Linked DNA regions of Homo sapiens: region 1 is linked to region 2. A link is a loop called in an ENCODE intact Hi-C map of the cell type or tissue named here. Cell type or tissue: psoas muscle. All regions are shown on one strand.

Evidence for each region. Peaks named below come from ENCODE experiments on the same cell type or tissue, not always from the same donor. Only the 100,000 strongest peaks of a DNase experiment are listed, where the experiment ranks them.
Region 1: it touches region 2 in a loop (1.8-fold over the local background); 2 of 110 quality-filtered maps call a loop at or near these places.

What each region holds. Positions count from the first base shown.
Region 1 is chr1:1,031,694-1,034,193 of GRCh38, reverse strand. All of the region lies in intron 2 of AGRN (agrin), which reads right to left. Among named protein-coding and RNA genes, the nearest start is that of AGRN, 13 kb to the right of the region's middle. RefSeq lists silencers at 72-221, 637-946, 866-986, 967-1,106, 1,167-1,346 and an enhancer at 860-1,729. In psoas muscle, CTCF peaks have their summits at 1,074 (motif pointing left) and 1,695; DNase peaks (open chromatin) are centred at 1,033 and 1,563; H3K4me3 peaks cover 1,243 bases; H3K27me3 peaks cover 2,170 bases.
Region 2 is chr1:1,272,578-1,275,077 of GRCh38, reverse strand. It overlaps UBE2J2 (ubiquitin conjugating enzyme E2 J2), which reads left to right and starts at 1,224. Exons shown (of 7, transcript NM_058167.3): 1 at 1,224-1,412. It overlaps LINC01786 (long intergenic non-protein coding RNA 1786), which reads right to left and starts at 1,076. Exons shown (of 3, transcript NR_185846.1): 1 at 597-1,076; 2 at 1-275. RefSeq lists enhancers at 1-378, 1,569-2,076, 2,077-2,500 and silencers at 590-639, 800-1,379. In psoas muscle, no CTCF peak of the experiment used is centred here; DNase peaks (open chromatin) are centred at 1,187, 1,637 and 1,937; H3K4me3 peaks cover 2,500 bases; H3K27ac peaks cover 2,312 bases.

The sequences.
Region 1 (2,500 bases), 240 kb after region 2:
GTGCGCGCGGCAGGTGCGCGGGGGCCGGGCGCCGAGGGTCTGCTGTCCCCGTCCCCGGCAGAGGCGGAAGCGGCGATAGGAGCGGGCAGGCAGGAGGGGCGGCCGCGTCGGGAGCGAGAAGAAAGCGCCGCCTGCGGAGGCCGCGCCGGGTCCCGGGCTCCCTCCAGCTCCCCTCGTCCCCGCGGGGCTGGGGAGGTGAGTGAGGGGCGAAGACGCCGCGGAGGGAGGGCGGGAGCAGAGACAAAGGAAGCCGCCTCCAGGGACCCCGGCGTCCGCGGGGAGTTCCAGAGGATCGGGCGGATGCGGACGGGAGAGCGCCGCACAAAAGGGAACGCCGGGCAGGCGGGGCCGGGGGTGCTCGGCTGGGGCTGGGGCTGGGGCTGGGCCCGGGGCCGGGAGCGCTGGGGCTGGGGCTGGGCCGGGACTGGGGCTGGGGTGGCTGAGGCTGGGGCCGAGGGTGGGCCTGAAGGTGTTGGGACTGGGGGTGGGACTGGGGCTGGGCCTGGGGGCGCTGAGGCTGAAGCTGGGGCCGGGGGTGGGACTGGGGGCGCTGGGGCTGGGCCGGGGGTGGGACTGAGGCTGCGGGCGTTCAACTGGGATTGAGTCGAGGGCAGCGGTGGGGCTGGGCCGGGGGAGCAGGGGTCGCGCCGGGCAGCGTCGCGTGCTGGAGCGGAGGCGGGTGCGGCCGGGGCAGGTCGCGGGAGGAGGAAGCGCCTGGGGAGCAGGAGCTGGGCCGGGCGGGTCCGCGCCCCGCACCCGCGGGGGTGAATCGGAGTCGCCGCAGGGGGCTCGGGGGGCCGCGTGCGACCGCGTGTGCGCGTCGTCGTGCGTGTGCCCGCGAGTGTCTGCGCCCGCGGCCCCGCCCTGGCGGGGCGTAGGTGGGGGAGGGCCCCAGGTGCGGCGCGAGCTGGAGGGTGGAGTGAGGTGAGCGGCCCAGAAATCGCCTCGCCCACTTTCCCCTGGGGATTGACAGTGGCTCCTCCAGTCGCCGGCGCCCCCGACTCCCGCGCGGGGCGGGGTCATGCAAATGAGCCCCATGCAAATTGCGGCGGGGACTCCCTGCGGGTCCGTGGGGCTGGAACGCCCCCAAGAGGCCGTTCCGGGAACGTCCGGGCCCTGACGTCACTGCGGCCCGGGGCGGGGAATGGGGGTCTGGGCCCATCTGGGACTCCTGACGCGTAGTCCGGCGTCCCCACACCCGCCCCCGTAGGTCGCCCCTCTCCCTGGCCGCTGCCCAGCCGGGGGATCCGGGGGTAAGGGAGGGGCCCGTCCGGTCCGGTGTGTGCACCATCCCCTAGAGTCCATGCCAGGCCCGACCACCCTGGAGGCCAGAATCTCTCGGCGACCGCACCTCAGCGCCCCCGCACACCCCTGGCCACCCGCAGCCTTTGGAAGGGACCCCTGCGCACCCATTACCCTGCCCTCTCCTCTGTCCCTGCAATGACCGACCCCATTCCCCAAGCCCCAGCTCCAGGAAAGCAAGGACCCGGCGCCAGGGCGCTTCTGCTCCGCCAGTCCCCTCCAGCACCGCGGACCAAGCCATCTGCCACACTCGGTCTCACCCACTCTGCAGACGACAGCTGCCGGCAGCCACCAGTGCCACCGCGTGGTCACACCCAGGCCTCACCTCAGTCCACCCCAGAGGACCCACTGCCCACACCTGCTGCCTTCCTGGAGTCCCCCAGCCGGGTGTCTGGGCCCCTCAACCCCATGGCCTCCATCTGGACTCTCCCCAACGCCTCCTTCCTTCCAGGTGCCCTGTCTCACCTCCTGGTCAGGCTCCTCCAAGGGCCCCAGCCAAATCCCACCAACCCCACCTTAGCTGGGAAGGTCCTGTCTTGCCAGCTCCCTCTCTTGGGACTCCTTTCCACCCCACAGCCAGGGACCAGCACCATGCCCCATCACCCAGACAGGAGGCCTCCACATCTCTACGGCCCTGGAACCTGGTGTTCCAATGAAACCCTGCAGGAAAATCCAAACTCAGCCAAGGGTTCTCACCCACCCCAAGCCACGTCCCATCCAGAGCAGCTGTCAAAGGAAGCACTTGGAGACCCACCCCTGCTGGCCTCACTCTCTCCTCAGGGGAGCTCCTACCCCAACCACCCCACCCTGCTGGACCTTGGCACTGTCCACACCAGGCTGACAGTGTTCCGGCGGTGCTGACTGTGGGTGCCCCGGGCAGGGTCTGACTTTTTATCTCCCCAGCGCAGGGTGTGACCCAGGGATGAGAAAACCCAGAACAGGACTTGCTGTGTGCAGAGGCAGGTGGTTCACATGCATTCCCCATTTCTCACCTCCCAGCTCTGAGTCCCAGGGGCAGTGCCAGGGTCAAACCCAGGCCGTGCTACCAGGTCACGCGCCAGCCCGCCTGCTGCCACCACCTTCAGCCATGGGATCTCTGGGCGGGCTCTGCAGGAGGAGGACAGGTACCACAATGTGGGAGGGGTGGGGGAGCCCCAGGTACGGGCTGGCAGAGGGGGCCTCAAACACTGCCTGGGAA
Region 2 (2,500 bases):
TGCCGCGGGCCACAGCCGTGAGTGTGCATGCGAGTGGATGTGCTGGTGCCTGTATCTGCGGCCGGTGTGGCTTCCCTCACATAACTTTCCATGCTGTGAAAACAGTTTGGCCTGCCCTGCATGGGAACGGCAGAGGCCTGAGAGGAGGCAGAGGAAGGAGGCTGGATGCTGAGATGTTCTCCGAAGGTGGAGCCGGTGACGGCAGTAATGGAGGCAGGCTGGATTCCCACGGGCTGAGGCTGCGTGGACACTCCTCCTGGCTTCTGCCCCACGGCCTGCAGCAACGTCTCAGACCCACCAAGGTGTCCCAGAGGGCCAGAGTCAGGGCTGAGCATGGACACAGCCTGCCCTCTGCCCGTAGCCACAGCGGGACTGACCCTCAATATTCAGCCACCTTGCTGACCTGTGGTTGTTCCTGAGAGGCAGTCAGGGTTGGGGCAAAGGAGAGGGCCACAGGCAGCCAGGTGGCGAGGTCCACCTCCTGATCCCCCACCAGGGGACCACCCTCAGCTCCCCGCTGTCCTCAGCGGCCTCTCAGGGAGGCGGTGGGCTGCGCGCCTGCCCCCAGCGTCCCACCCCAGCGCCCCGCCACCTACCGCTCTCTCCCAATGTGTCTGGGGTCAGAGAGAGGTGGAGAGGACGCAGCGCCCCGCGCTTTCTGCAGTCTGTCCAAGGGGAGGTCAGGGGCATCCCGGGGCTGGGCAGGCACCTGCAGGGGAGGGTGCTGCGGCGCGGACGTGGGTTGCAAAGAGATGCCACGCGTGTCACTCTCGGGTCCCTGAACGAGAGAGCTCTGAGCTCCCTGGAGCCCAACCCTCCACTGAGCCTCCAGGGGCCCGGGACGCTCCATGCCCGGGCCGCGCCGCGCCTCCCCTAAGGGCCGGGTGGGGCGTGGGAGCGGAGGACAAGGCGGGAGCCGGGAGGCGGGAGGGTCGGGGTTCTTTCTCCACCGGGGTCGCCCTCAGCCGGGCCTGCCGCCCTGGGCCGTGGCACATGGGGAGGGAAGCGCGCGGCTTCGGGGTCTGGGGCTCTCGCGCCCACTAACGGTGCCCGGAGCCGCCCGCCAGTGCGCAAGCGCCGCCCCGCCCCCCGCCCCATCCCCCACCCCGGGGTCGACGGCGACAGAGAGTCGTGGGCGCGGTCCGCCAGTCTGCCTAGAGCGGCCAGCCCTCCCCCTCCCTCCTCACCGCCCCGGACCGCGCACCGGAAGCAGAAGCTAGGCTGGTTCCGCCCCGCGAGCGGCCATCTTGGAGGCTGAGGCGGCGGCGGCGGCGCTGCGGCGGGTTCGGTGGGCCCAATCCCGGGGCGGTGCGGCTGTTTCGGGCGCGGGCCCCGCTTTTCCGCACCCTGCTCCGGCCTCGACTACGGCGAGCCTGAGCGCGGCGGCGGCCCACGCGCAGCGACAGGGAGAGGTGAGCGCGCTCGCAGGCCTGCGCCGGGTCCTCGGGCCCGCTCGTCCCCCCTGCCGGAGCCGGCCACAGCGGCGGCCCGGGGCTGCTGGGGACCCTGCGCGACGCTTCTCCGTTCGCGCCCGCCGCCCGCGGGGCCCCGGCCCGAGCCTGCCTGCGCGGAACCCGAGGTCGGTTACGGCGGGCTCCCGGAGCTCCGGGTCAGGGTCATGTCGGGGACTTGACCACTCGGCCGGGTTTCCCGTCAGCTGGGACACTTGCAGCTGCCCCAGGACGGGCAGCCTCGATCCTGGTTCGTCAGTGGATCACGGGAGTCTGTGTCGGGGGAGGGCTGCCGTCGAGCCCGCCGTCGCCTCGCCCCTGAACTGTTAGACTCCAGACTGCCCCGTAAACCCCGAGAGAAACGAGCGTGCCCGGGACTGTGCTTAGGGCCAGCGTTTCTGGGAAACCCGGGCGGTGACAGTGGGAGACCACCGCCGGCCGGCGAGTGAGACACGAGCCCGGAACAAGTCTCTAAGCGGCGCCGGGCCTCGCCATCCACACCTGCCAGTTCCCTGCATCCTTTCAGCCCCTGGCCAGGTGTCACCTCCTGGCGTCCTTTTCAGTGCCTGCCACTTAGTGCGTGTGTATTTAACTCTAGTCCGGTTGCCATCCTCTTGCCAGACCCAGATAGGAAGCGGCTGAAAGGTCGGGCCTCAGCCCGGTGGGAGGTGGGCAGCGAAGAGTGTACAGCGGGCTTGGCTGGGGCAGGTCGGTGGCCCCGCGCCCTGCTCCAGGGGAACCAGACTGTGTAATCTGGCTTCCGAAGAAAGGATCGTGAGTATCTCGCTTAGTCTAGCACCTGAGCCTAGGGCGTGGTTGGGTCTGGGTGCCCGGAACTTGCAGTCCGTCATCTGCACGGCCTGGCACCGCTGACCTCCTTAGCAGTTCCACTCTCGGCAGGGATGTGCGTGAGTGACAGGCAGGTGAGCCAGGCAGGTAGGTGAGTGCTTGAGTGACAGGCAGGTGAGCCAGGCAGGTAGGTGCGTGGATGAGTGACAGGCAGGTGACCCAGGCAGGTGCATGTGTGAGTCGCAGGTGAGTGTCCCATT